Linked DNA regions of Homo sapiens: region 2 is linked to region 1. The links are chromatin loops, found by intact Hi-C in ENCODE. Cell type or tissue: CD14-positive monocyte. All regions are shown on one strand. Each heading gives the region's core, and the rest is flanking DNA. Links, peaks and the distances in the headings are about the cores only. Region 1 has its middle 8.3 kb from the start of SKIC8. Region 2 has its middle 16 kb from the start of IREB2.

The links. Hi-C counts contacts between places; a loop is a spot of excess contacts. Peaks named below come from ENCODE experiments on the same cell type or tissue, not always from the same donor. Only the 100,000 strongest peaks of a DNase experiment are listed, where the experiment ranks them.
Region 2: a loop joins it to region 1, with 6 times the contacts of the local background. A loop is called at or near these places in 100 of 110 quality-filtered maps.

What each region holds. Positions count from the first base shown.
Region 1 is chr15:78,304,624-78,311,282 of GRCh38, forward strand. No RefSeq gene overlaps it. Among named protein-coding and RNA genes, the nearest start is that of SKIC8, 8.3 kb to the left of the region's middle. In CD14-positive monocyte, for the core only: CTCF peaks have their summits at 3,968 (motif pointing right) and 4,179; DNase peaks (open chromatin) are centred at 3,548 and 3,978; H3K4me3 peaks cover 1,018 bases; H3K27ac peaks cover 1,878 bases.
Region 2 is chr15:78,418,979-78,425,637 of GRCh38, forward strand. No RefSeq gene overlaps it. Among named protein-coding and RNA genes, the nearest start is that of IREB2, 16 kb to the right of the region's middle. In CD14-positive monocyte, for the core only: CTCF peaks have their summits at 4,027 (motif pointing left) and 4,253; a DNase peak (open chromatin) is centred at 4,053.

The DNA of each region.
Region 1 (6,659 bases), core at 2,773-5,272:
GAGCAGTCCCCCTCTCCAGGGTTGGGTCTTCTCTCTGCTGAGAGCAGCCCCCCTCTACAGGGTGAGGTCTTCTTTTTGCTGAGAGCAGCTCCCCTCTCCAGGGTTGGGTCTTCTTTCTGCTGAGAGCAGCAGGTGGCAGGATAACCAGTGGGCAGAGGGGGAGCTACCCTCTCCAGGCCTCCTGTCTGCTGAGAGCTGAACACTCCATGGGATGACTTGCTCAGAGGAGCTACCCACTGCGGGTCTTCTCTGAGCTGCTTAACACTCAGTAAGTTCTTCGAGTACCTCATTATTCCTGGACACAGGACAAGAACTCAGGCAAAGGCGCTCCCAGGAAGAAAATCAATACCTCCCACACCCGTCCAAAGATCCCGTAACACTACCATTACATCTGAGGCTTTCTGCAACTACAAGGGGGTGGTGGAAAGCTTGGCCCTCAGTATCAACATCAAGAAAGCAGCTACCACCGTCTCTGCCTGTTCTCTTTTTGCATTTTTTTCTTTCATTTTTCTTAATCACCTCTGCTATTGCTGCTGCTTAGCAAAACTGGTAAAAACAAAATTGTAATCACTGATGCATCACCCAGATAATCCTCAAATTCCTGCCAGGGAATCCTCTCAGATTCTCTCCAGCGTGCTGTAAAAACCACCGAAGTCATTTGGGCCAGTGCTGGCAGCAGCCCTCCTGAGTCTGAGTTCCCACTCAAAGGTCATGAGATCACAGAACAGCCAGGTGGGGCAGAATAATGTTTTCAAGTACATAAGAACAAGCCACATAGGATTACAAAGGAAACCAATTATATCAAAGTAGTTATCAAAATATTTGTGAAACAGTAGTATATGTGCTTTATTAATGCAGCATGTCTAATATCTTCTGTTATTTTATTTTTGAGACAGGGTCTCGCTCTGTCACCCAGGCTGGAGTGCAGTGGCGCAATCACTGCTCACTGCAGCCTCAATCTTCCAGGCTTAAGCGATCCTCCCGCTTCAGCCTCCCAAGTAGCTGGGACTACAGGCATGTGCCACCATGCCCGGCTAATTTTTGTAATTTTTTTTTTTTTGGTAGAGAAGAGGTTTTGCCATGTTGCCCAGGCTAGTCTCAAACTCCTGGGCTCAGGTGATCTGCCCACTTCAGCCTCCCAAAGTACTGGGATTACAGGCATGAGCCATGGCTCCCAGCCTGTTCTGTAATTTTAAAGTAGCAGTGAGCATAAACAATATTTAGAATTACTTGCAACAGCTGCAATGTGATACGAAAATATTTGTGATTTGTATTGGTGACAAAGTCACAGGTACTACTAATACTCCTAGATTTATTGCATACATTTATAATTAAAGAAGATATTAAATTCCAGTTACAGTTTAAGGGAAATAAAGATATAATTATTTTCCTATCAAAGTTCACAGATCCACGGAATGCCCATTGTAAAGCAAATCTGGAGAGACTTGCCATTGTATGTGACATTTAAACATCTGTAATTAGAGTTCTGGTCTTCCAGGTCAGGAGGAAATGAAAAGATTTTAGAATAAGATAGGTAAACATCCAGGCTAATGATGAAGTAGCTCCAAGATGTAAGGGCTGCCCTGAAAAGCTCTACAATTCATAAAGAGGCCAAGGTTGGGAGGCCCCCTCTAAGGCTGCAGCCCCACAGGGACATAATTGTTCCCTGAGTCATTCACTGCCTTTCCAACTAGCCCTGCATAGAGCAGACCCACAGAGAGGCTCAAGCAGGAAGAATGATACTAGGCCACAGTGTCCCAGGACTTACCCCTATACTTCTCCTCTCCACTCAGTCACAGGTCCAAGCATTTCTGAATGAAGAAGAACCTCACAGATCTATCTCATACCTCTCTCCCTCTATACAACCCCACCATGGGATCATCCAGCCTCTGTTTGAATACCTCCAAGGACAGGGAGCTCACTACCTCCTTGGGAGGAAGAGCTGCCTCCGCCCCAGTTCCGGGAAGGCTTACTTGACTTCCCGGGAAAGACATGAATCAGCAGGTCTGGAGAGGGGTGCAGGCAAAAGTCCTGCTCTCTGCTCAGCACAGGGAGAAGGAGAGGGAGGTCCATGGGCCACATCTGCCCTGTGTAGAGCTCTCAAGGCTCTCCTCAGAACCCCAGCTGGCAGAGTCTGATGTCAGGGACCCCACCTGCCCTTTCTGATGTTTATCCCAGGTTTCCTCTCTGGACCCCACAGCTGACACCCGACTCTCCTTCTTCCTAGTCCCCCTCTTCCCTCCCCTCCTGCGGGCCACAGTGTCTCATGTGGTGCCCCTCTCCTTCTACAGATGCCACCCTCACTCTGCCCCACAAGCTTCCCCGCTTTCATCAAGCAGCACCTCCTTCTCTCCTCCATGCCCCACCAGATAGGCCCCAGGCGCTTTTTGTTTCCAGTTTTGGCACAAAGGGGTTAAACAACTTGGCCTCTAGAGCACAATGCCTGGGCTCAATCTTGGCTGCTCCACCCAAGGCTCTGGTAAATTATGTAACCCCACTGGGATATCACTAAAATGGGGATAATACTAGAACTTTCCTTTTAGGGCTGATATGAGGATTAATAGAGTTAAAATATGTAAAATGCTTAGAACAGTGCCTGGCACAAGGAAAACACTCAATAAATGCCAGCTAGGATTACTCTTACAATTGCCATTCTGGGACGTCTCAAACATACAGCCCACTGTTAGGGAAGGCCCTGAAAGCCCCCAGGTCTCTTTTCCTCACTAGCTTGCCAGATGGCTAAGGGTATTTACATCTCTGAAGTTTATAGCCAGGGCAACTTCCAGACTTCACCCAGCAATCAGCCACTCTGAGCATTTCCTCACAAGGAAACTTCTAGAAAGTTATGCCTCCTCTTTTCTAAAGCAGTGACCACATGTACCTATTATTAAAAATTTATTACTGGCTGGGCACGGTGGCTCATGCCTGTAATGCCAGCACTTTGGGAGGCCGAAGCAGGTGGATCACTTGAGCTCATAAGTCTGAGACTAGCCTGGGCAACATGATGAAACCCCTCCCTGCAAAAATGTAAAAAAGGTTAGCTAGGTGTGGTGGCACATGCCTGTGGTCCCAGCCACTCAGCAGGCTAAGGTAGGAGGATCTATTAAGCCCGGAGGCAGAGGCTGCAGTGAGCTGAGATGGTGCCACTGCACTCCAGCCTGGGTGACAGAGCAAGACCCTCTCTCACGAAAAAAATAAATTAATTAATTAAAAACAAAAAATTATCACCATGCATTCTCCTGTGTGTACATTATTTATAAATATATATGTATTTATACTACTATAATATTTATGTACATTATAAAACAAATATAAAAATAGAAGAGGGACAAGATAAAAATAAATATCAGAAGATCTAATATTTTCTTCCTATACTCCAGACGGTCTTGCTCACTGTCTGGGGTATACACATTCCACTTTGGAGACACTAATGTCTTCAAATTTTAATTTTGGTTTCAAACACTGGGAGAGCTGTGATGGTGGATGTATGGACTGGGCCACGCCCTGAGAAATAACTCTCGCTAGTGCTACGGAGGAGGGAGTCACCCTGTTTCACACAGAGAAGGAAACTGACCCTGAGAAAGGCGAAGTGGCTTCTGCAGGGTCATTCAGCCAGCAAGGCAGAGTAAGGATGGAAACCCATGCTGAATTGGGTGTAGCTGATTTTTTTGTTCATAATTCCACAGTATTAGGGAGGGAAAGCGGGGAAACAGGAGCTCACAGGAAAGAAAGGGGTATGGAGAGGGTGAGGGCAGGACAATTATGGGGCCAGAGGCGGGAGTCTGGATTCAAATCCAAACCCACAAGGACACATCACTCCTTTCTTCAGCTGGTCCATGGATACTGAATCAGGGAACCTCTTGGAACTGGCTTCCTACCCTGCAATCAGGGTCCTTGACAGTCCCCAGTCGGGAACACAGACCACCACAGTGGAGCCACTAGCCAGGGGCTTTACCACGGCTGGCCAGAGGATGGCAGTCACTGCCTACGCATGCCCACTTGGCTGGCGCCGCTGATGGAGTAGCAAGTACCTGCCCTCCTGGGCTCCTCCAGACTCCGGAGGCAGTGAATTCCTGCTCTTGAATCATTATGGGACCCCTCGTAAAGGCATCTTAGACCTCAACTTCCTCATCTTGAAAACAAAATTGTTAACACCATGGTCTCAATCCCTAGTGGTTTTCAAAAGTGTGGTTCCCAGACCACAGTTGTAGATTCTGGAAGTGAGATCCCCAAGGGAGTTACAGCAGAAGGAAGAAGCCAGGGAGAGAGCATCCTGCCCAGAAGCAGCTGAGGCCTCCCATCCTCTGCACATACCTGACTGAGGGGCTGCATCCTGCGAGCATGGCCTGGGGGACTAAGTTCTTTGCACCCAGCAACTGTTCAGGGTGGGGTTTCAATTCGCTTCACCAGCTGCTGACCAGCGGTTGGTGGTCACCTTCAGTACTTGGCTATTCTGCCAGGATCCACCAACTGGACCTTTTTGGGGCCAGGCTGGGGATACTCAAAGGAGTTAGATGAAATCCCTGCCCTCAAGGAGCTCACAATGACTCTTTCTCACCAGGACTCTAAGCCATCTTCAACCAAGATCGACTTTCCAGCGGAAAAGCCCTAGCTCCTCTGATTCTCCCTACATAAGAGGTGTAGGAATTATGTATCCCCATTTTATAGAAAAGTTGGCACAGGGAGAGCACGTGGTTAATCCAGAGCACCTGGTAAAGCTGTGGTGGAGTAGGGAGCAGAACTCAGACCCCTTGAGTCCTCATGCAGCCTGACTCTCTGCTCTGAGCAGGCTGTGGGCATGGCCCAGAGACCGGATGGGCCAATCCAGGGCCTGAGTCCCTCCGCTGTGCCCACATCCTTCAAAACTGGGCAGGAACCAGGAGTAGACTCACCCCACACTGGGGGACTGAGTCATACCTCTCGGGGACCCAAAGTGCAACCGAAGGGAATCAGGTCCTATGTGTGGAGAGGGGACAGGGACCGTGAAGCCCAGCTGTGTATGAAATTCTGCTGTAGTTGGGGATCATGCCATCACTTTCTGGACATCGTTGGCATTTACCTATTCACATAGGAGGCAGCAAAGTCAGGCCAAAAAAGATGGCTGCCAAGGCACTTGAGAGTGTAGGAGGGTGAGCCAAGGAGGCCAGGGTGGTGGGCCTGCCAGGAGGAGGCTGTAAGCCTCTGAAGGGTGGCAGGAATTGGGTATGGAAGCTGTGAGCTAGTGCCACTGTCTGCAATGAATGAGATAGAAGAGATTGGTAGGTGAGCATGATGACGAAGGAAAAGGAGGTGGGGTCTTAGTCTGTTTTGTGCTGCTATAACAGAATACCTGAGACTGGGTAATTTATTATTATCATTATTTATTATTATTCTCTCTCCTAGGCTGGAGTGCAGTGGTATGATCTCAGCTCACCGCAACCTCCGCCTCCCGGGTTCAAGCGATTCTCCTGCCTCAGCTTCCCCAGTAGCTGGAATTACAGGTGTGGGCCATCATACCCAGCTAATTTTTGTATTTTTAGTAGAGATGGGGTTTCACCATGTTGGCCAGGCTGGTCTTGAACTCCTGACCTCAGATGATCCGCCCACCTTGGCTTCCCAAAGTGCTGGGATTACAGGCCTGAGCCACCGTGCCTGGCCAAGACTGGGTAATTTAGAAAGAAAAGAAATTTCTTTTCTCACAGTTCTGAAGGCTGGGAAGTCCAAGATCAAGTTACTGGTGTCTTATAAGGCCCTTCTTACTGTGTCATTCCATGGCAGAAGGCAGAAGGGCAAGGAAGGGAGAGGGAGAGACAGGGTGATGGGGGAAGGCGAGGAGAGACAGAGACAGAGAGAGAGAGAGAGAGTGCAAGAGGGGCTGAACTTGTCCTTTTATAAGGAACCCACTCCCACTATAACAGCATGAATCCATTCATGAGGGTGGCATCCTCACGGCCTAATCAGCTCTTAAAAGTTCCACCTCTAACACTGTCACTTTGGGGATTAAGTTTCCAACACACGAACTTTGGGGGACACATTCAAACATAGCCAGGGGTCTGCCTGGATGGTGAGAGTCTCAAAGGGGCAGAAGGAGGAGAATCAGGGGTTCATGGTGTGCTGGTAGGTGTTTAACAACAGGCTCTTCAGAGAAAAACCCTAAACCTGGCTTATAGCATTTGCTGATTTCCATAGTGTAAATACAGCTCCCATGGGCTATTTCTTTTATTTTTGAAATGGAGTCTCACTCTGTTGCCCAGGCCCAGGCTGGAGTGCAGTGGAGCTATCTTGACTCACTGCAACCTCTGCCTCCTGGGTTCAAGTGATTCTCCTGCCTCCCGAGTAGCTGGGATTACAGGCACCTGCCACCATGCCCCATGGGCTATTTCACGCCACGGACAGGAAGTTGCTGACCAATATGTACAATCTGCTCTGGTAAGCTGGTATGTACCAGCTCCAGCATCCCCTTGAGTGGTTCTGTTATGTTGCTGGGGGTGTCAGTCTCAATCCAGGTGTGCACACCTGCAGTGTCCCCTCCAGAGGCTGCCAGGAACCGCTGTCCTCTACAGAGAGCCAGCTGTGGTGACAGCAAGGTTGGAATAAGGGACCGTGAAAGAGCTGAAAATATAGGGATTTTTATTTACAAAGTTGGTGGTGGGGTTGGGGGGAGGTCAAAGGATTGAGAG
Region 2 (6,659 bases), core at 2,643-5,142, 110 kb after region 1:
GCTGTTACAGATAGAGTCAGGAGGCCAGGGAAATCCAGCCCCACATGAGGTGATGGCGAGGGCATGGAAAGGGAGAACATAGGAGAGGGATGTGGCATGCTCTGAGCTATGGAACCAAACTTCAATTCCTTCCATGAACATTATGTTAATCTCCCTTCTCTCTGAATGTCAGGATCAAGTCATTACATTTCCAGGGACAAAGCTTCTTGTTTTAAGAACACACAAAGGTATTCTGGGTCCTAAAACTGCAATCACCAGATGAGTTCTTCCTGCCTGCTGCACAGACAAAATCAATTCACTGGAACTGTGGCATTGGAGTAGAGCAAGTTAACTGACACGAGGCTGACCCAGACAGGAGAACTAGAGTTATCACTCAAACCAGTCTCCCTGAAGGCTCAGAGGCCTAGGGTTTTAATGGACAATTTAGTGGGCAGGGGGCTAGGGAATGGGTACTGCTGATTAGTTGGGGATGAAATTACAAGGGTGTGGAAAGCAGTCCTCATGCACAGAGCCCGCCTCTGGGTGGGGCCACAGGACCAGTTGAGTCATGAGTCACGAGTCCAGGTAGGGTCAGTCTGGAAAACATCTCAAAAAAATCTAATCTTAGGTTCTACAATAGTGATGTTATCTATAGGAGCAATTAGGAAAGTCACAAGTCTTGTGACCTCTGGCCACGTGACCCCTGAGCATTACTGCTCATGTTTTAGGGATTATAGAAGTTATCCCTACATTCTAGCAGAGTTCAAGCCCCTCCCATATTCTAATGGCTTTTTTAAAAAATTTATTATTATTATTATTATTTTTTGAGACAGAATCTTGCTCTTTTGCTCAGGCTGTAGTACAGTGGCACAATCTCGGCTCACTGCAACCTCCAACTACCTAGTTCAAGCGATTCTCCTGCCTCAACCTACTTGAGTAGCTGGGATTACAGGCATGTGCCACCATGCCCAGCTAATTTTTGTATTTTCAGTACAGATGGGGTTTCACCATGTTGGCCAGGCTAGTCTTGAACTCCTGACCCCAAGTAATCTGCCCACCTCCCCCCCTTCCAAAGTGATGGGATTACAGATGTGAGCCACTGCACCTAGCCTCTTATGGCTTTTCATTAGTCTGACATAGGCTGTTGTCAGTCCCTGAGCGAGGAGGGAGTTAGTTTTAGGAAGGGACTATTATCATCTTTGCTTTCAAGTTAAACTATGAATTCTTCCCAAGGTTAACTTGACTTATACCCAGGAATGACCAAGAACAGCTTGGAAGTCAGAAGCAAGATGGAGTCAACTATGTCAGATTTCTCTTACTGTCATAATTTTCCAAAGGCAGTTTTAAAACTAAGAGAGAAAAAGCACTAGGTTATGTGACATTTGACCCAGGAATGAGAAACCTTCCCTAGGTCTCTCCACCGCATGGACTGGAGGAGCCTCAGCTTGTCTGGCTTCTGCTTTTTGCTGCTGCTTGAGCAATTTTCCACCATCCCTCCTGCCAACACCATAGATACACCCTCAATGGGGAAAAACCTTTTTAACTTGAAAATTTAAGCGCTCACTTAACGGAAGTCACAGAGGTGAATATGACCAGAATCAATAGAGGTATCTTTGCCTCTGATGTTTCCCACTCCAGGTTCAGAGAGACAAGTTGCGTCTCTCTTTGAGCTTGCCTGCAGGATCACTTGATTCATGCTTTTTCTCCCATAAATATTTATTGAACACCTACCATGTGCCAATTCTAGGGGCTGGGGATACAGCAGTGAACAAAACAACCAAGTCCCTGCCTCATGGAACCTATGTTCTAGTAGGAAATAGACAACAAACAAATGAGTTAAATGTGCAGCATATTAGACCATGATAATGAGATGGGATGGTTCCCTTGACCTTGACCCCCTTCGTGGGCAGGAACTGGAGTGGCTTGTTTCACTCAGCCCACCGCTGGCCACTCCTCATGAGAGGGAGCGTGCAAGCGAGTACAGGAACCGGAGGGAACGAATGCTGGAACCGGCCAGTCACTTCTCTCTGGTGAGAGCAGGCTCTGTGCATCCCTGCAGCAGTGTCCAAGCCCCTGCCCTCTCAGCACCCAGGTTCTTGTCCAGCATCCAGAAAGAATCAGGTCACAAGAACGGGTTCAAGGGTAGTGTATGCAGAGGATTTTATTGGGTGATGGCTCTCAGCAACATGGGAGCTGGAAAGGGGATTGTGTGGGAAGAAGGTGATCTTTCCCTGAAGCCGCACTGTCTGAAGTTAGCTGCATCTATCCATAGTCTCCAACGCTCAGTTGCTGCTTCTCTGCTCACTGCTCAGCCTCTTGTATCCCCAACTCCCAGCAGCCTGCATCCCCACCGGTCAGCCGCTTGTGTTGCTTTGCCAGCTGAAGTCTTTTTATGGGCACGGGAGAGGAGCAGGGCAGACCAAACAAGCAACATTTTCATGGAAAAAAAGGGGGTCAGCTGTTTTCACTTAGGGCCATGGCTCCAGGCTTAAGGGTGGAGTTTAGCTGGGCGCTCAGCCATTCTGTATCAATAAGTGCTACGGAGAGGAATGAAAAGAATGAGTATAAGGGGTGCTGGGGTTTGCCATATATGTTGGGTGTTCAGGAAGACCTCACCGAGCTGGGCAAATTGGAGCAGAGACCCAGTGAAAGTGAAGGAGCAATCTATGTGGCTATCTAGGAGAAGGCACCTGAAAATGCAGAGGCCTAAAGAAGAGATTGTGCTTGGTGTTAAAGGAACAGCAAAGAGCAAGGAATGAGACTAATGCAGAGTGAGCAAAGGATGTAGGAGATGAGGCCAAAGAGGAGGAGTCAGATCAGGACCCTGGAGGCCATCGTGAGGACTTTGAATTTTACACTGACTAAGATGGGAGCCAGTGTGGAGTTCTGAGCAAAGAATGACATGAGCTGGCTTCCACTTTAACAGCATCCTCTGGCTGTTGTGCTGAGACTAGTTAGGAGGCTGCTGTCATCATCCAGAGCAGAGATGATAGTGGCCTGAACCAGGATGGATTGTGTGTGTGTGTGTGTGTGTGTGTGTGTGTGTGTATATATGTGTGTGTGTGTGTGTGTGTGTGTGCTTTTTAGAGATAGGGTCTTGCTCTGTCACCCAGGCTGAAGTGCAGTGGTACAGTCATAACACATTACAGCCTTCAACTCCCGGGCTCAAGTGATCCTCCCACCTCAGCCTCCCAAATAGCAAGGAAAGGACTACAGGTATGTACAACCACACCTGGCTAATTTCTTTATTTTTTGTAGAGACGGGATCTCACTCTGTTGACCAGGCTGATCTCCAACTCCCGGCCTCAAGCGATCCTCCTGCCTCAGCCTCCTAAGTGCTGGAATTACAAGTGTGAGCTACCATGCCCAGTCCAGGATAATATTTCTTTATCAGTGGGGGAGGAGTGGAAGTTTGTAGGAGACAGGCCCAGGGCACCTGAAAAAGTCAGATTTTAGTCTTACAGGCTTTAGATGAATGGCCTCCAAAGCAGATGCTCACCCTCAAGCCTGACCCTTCTGGTCCAGTCTCAGCTCTGAAGGCCACTCTAAAAGAAGAGTGATTGCAATGTTTTGAGTAGGGACAGCTTCATTTGGAATAGACATCTAGTCTAGTAGAATAACTGCTTTGAGGCTGGGTATGGTGGCTTGCCCCTGAAATCCCAGCACTCTGTGAGGCTGAGGTGGGAGGTTTGCTTGAGCCCAGGATTTGAGACAAGCCTGGGCAACAAAATTAGCCAGGCATGGTGGCGTACACCTGGCGTGTAGTCCTTGCTACTTGGGAGGCTGACGTGGGAGGATCGCTTGAGCATGGGAAGTCGAGACTGCACTAAGCTATCGCACCACTGCACTCCAGCCTGGGCGACAGAGCAAGACCCTTTGGCTTTGATTGAAAGGGCCATTTGGGTGTTTTAAATGTTAAAAAAAAAATCCGTTTTTATTGCCATGCTACAGGATACAGTGTGAACTTCAATCCCTTATTGTTCCCTCAGTGTTTTATTAACTACGGATGTCAAGGTCAGACGCTGCTTATTGTCTCTCTTTACATCACTGGAAGGGACAATGCCTACTGCTGCCCCCTGGAGGCCACTAGGCCTAACAGCAGCTCAAGCTGTAACTTCTGAACTTCACCTATTTTCTGGGCACAAACCATTTGGTTCAGCCTGCAGAAGAGCGTGGAAGACATATGGGACTGGGGCCCACAATCTGGTTTCCCATTCTTGCTCTGCCATTATTTCACTGGATAACTCACTGTGGGAATTTAAGCAAGTCCCATGCTCATATATAAAGCTATTAAACTAGATGGTTTCTTATCTTCCCTTCTTGTGCTGACATTTAATTTTATTATTTTATTCACATTTATTACAGGTGTGAACCACCACGCTTGGCCATGTGACATTTTAAAGTGTTTATGAAATCTGTAAATTAAGTGGGACATGGCTTCCACATCATCCCAAATTCCCTTTATATTCCTGTACCCTTTTTTCTCTCTCTCCCCAAACATCCCTCCCAGCACCTAGACACTGTCCTCTGGCCATCTGGGAAACCACAGTGCAAGGCCCCTCCTGGGCCCATCTTCCCCTTAGCAGGGGCCCTAAACGTTAGACATTTTTTCTTCTTTTGCTCTTATCAAAAACGACTTTTCCTAGTTCCACCAACTAATGAGTGAGTGCTAATGAGGGATTATATTTTTCCACGTCTCAGTTTTCTTCTCTGTACAACAGGGCTAATAATATTTATCTTCAAGGTTATTATGAGGATTACAAATAGTTTATGCAAACAGCCTAAACTGTTGAATACACTGTCTGAGGTATTCAATAAATGGCAGACTGCTTTTATTTTATTCTATTATTTATTTATTTAAGACAGGGTCTCATTCTGTCACCCAGGCTGGAATGCAGTGGTATGATCATGGCTCACTGCAGCCCAGACCTCCCTGGGCACAGGTGATTCCCCCATCTCAGCCTCCCAACTAGCTAGGACCATAGGTGTGCACCACCACACCAGGCTAATATTTCTATTTTTTGTAGAGTTTCAGCATGGGGTTTCCCCATGTTGACCAGGCTGGTCTCGAATTCCTGTGCTCAAGCGATCTGCCCTCCTTGGCTTCCCAGAGTGTTGGAATTACAGGAATGAGCCACTGCGCCTGCCTTGGACACTGTTTTTAAATGGACACAGCTCAAAAAAAAATCATTTTCTCTTAATGTTTCTTAGAAACCTTTTTTAATTCCCTCCAAGTGGGGTTAAATGTTCTTCATCTGTGCTTAAAAGTCTATGGGAATGATTCACTGAGTGCTAGATACATGTCCATACCCGAATAGACCACTATGGTAGGCAGAATAATTCCCCCACCTCTCCAAAGATGTCCATGCCCTAGTCCCTGGAACCTGTGAATAGGTGATGTTACATGGCAAAGGGGGAAATGAAGGCTTAGGATGGAATTATGTTTGCTAATCAGCTGACTTTGAGATTGGGAGATTATCCTTCAGTATCCAATGTCCCCAATGTAATAACGAGATTCATTATCAATGAAAGAAGGAGGTAGAGAGTCAGAGATAGATGTGAAGACCGAGGCAGAGGTCTGAGTGACACCATTGCTGGCTTTGAAGATGGAAGAGAGCCAGGGCCAAGGGATGTCTGAAGCCTCCAGAAGCCAGAAAAGGCGAGAAAATGAATTCTCCTCTAGAGCCTCTGGAAAGGAGTGCAGCTCTATTGACACCTTGATTTTAGCCCAATAAGACCCATTTCAGACTTCTCCAGAACCGTAAGATAATTAAATTGTGCTGTTTTAAGCCACTAAGTTTGTGGTAATTTGTTACAGCCACCATTGGAAATAAATACAAACCCTCACATACATTTAATTGGCACAACAATCCAAGTAGTCAGTAGTATTGTCCCCACTTTACAGCTGGGGAAACTGCAGCTCAGAGATGTTAAGTAACTTGCCCAAAACTGCACAGCTAGTAAATAGCTACATCAGTTAAATTCCTTTGGTGCAAGTTTTGGAAAACAAACAAAAACACAAATTGGGCTGGGCTCGGTGGCTCACGCCTCTAATTTTAGCACTTTGGGAGGCTGAGGCAGAAGGATTGCTTGAGGCCAGGAGTCTGAGACCAGCCTGGATAACATAGAAAGACCCTGTCTTTACAAAAAATAAAAATTAGTGGGGTTTGGTAGCACATGCCTGTGGTCCCAGCTACTCGGGAGGCACAGGTGGGAGGATCGCTTGAGCCTGGGAAGTTAAAACTGCAGTGAGCCGAGATAGTGCCACTGCATTCCAGCCTTGGCAACAAAGCAAGACCAAACACTAGAACTTGTACCTTCTCTCTAACTATATTTTTGTACCCCTTAACCAACCTCCCTTCATTCACCCCTCAACCCCCTAACTCTCCCCCAGCCTCTGGTAACTGTCATTCTTCTCTCTCACTCCATAAGATCTGCTTTTTTGGCTCCCACGTGTGCATGAGAACATGTGATATTTGTATCTCTGTGCATGGCTCTGTGAAAGAAAAATAAAAACTCGGGACCCCCAATATAATGACCTCCAGTTTTATCCATGTTGCTACAAATGATAGGATTGTATTCTTTTATGGCTGAATAATACTCTATTGTGTATATATACTACATTATCTTTATCCATTCATCTGTTGATGGACACTTAGATTGATGCCATAATTTGGCTA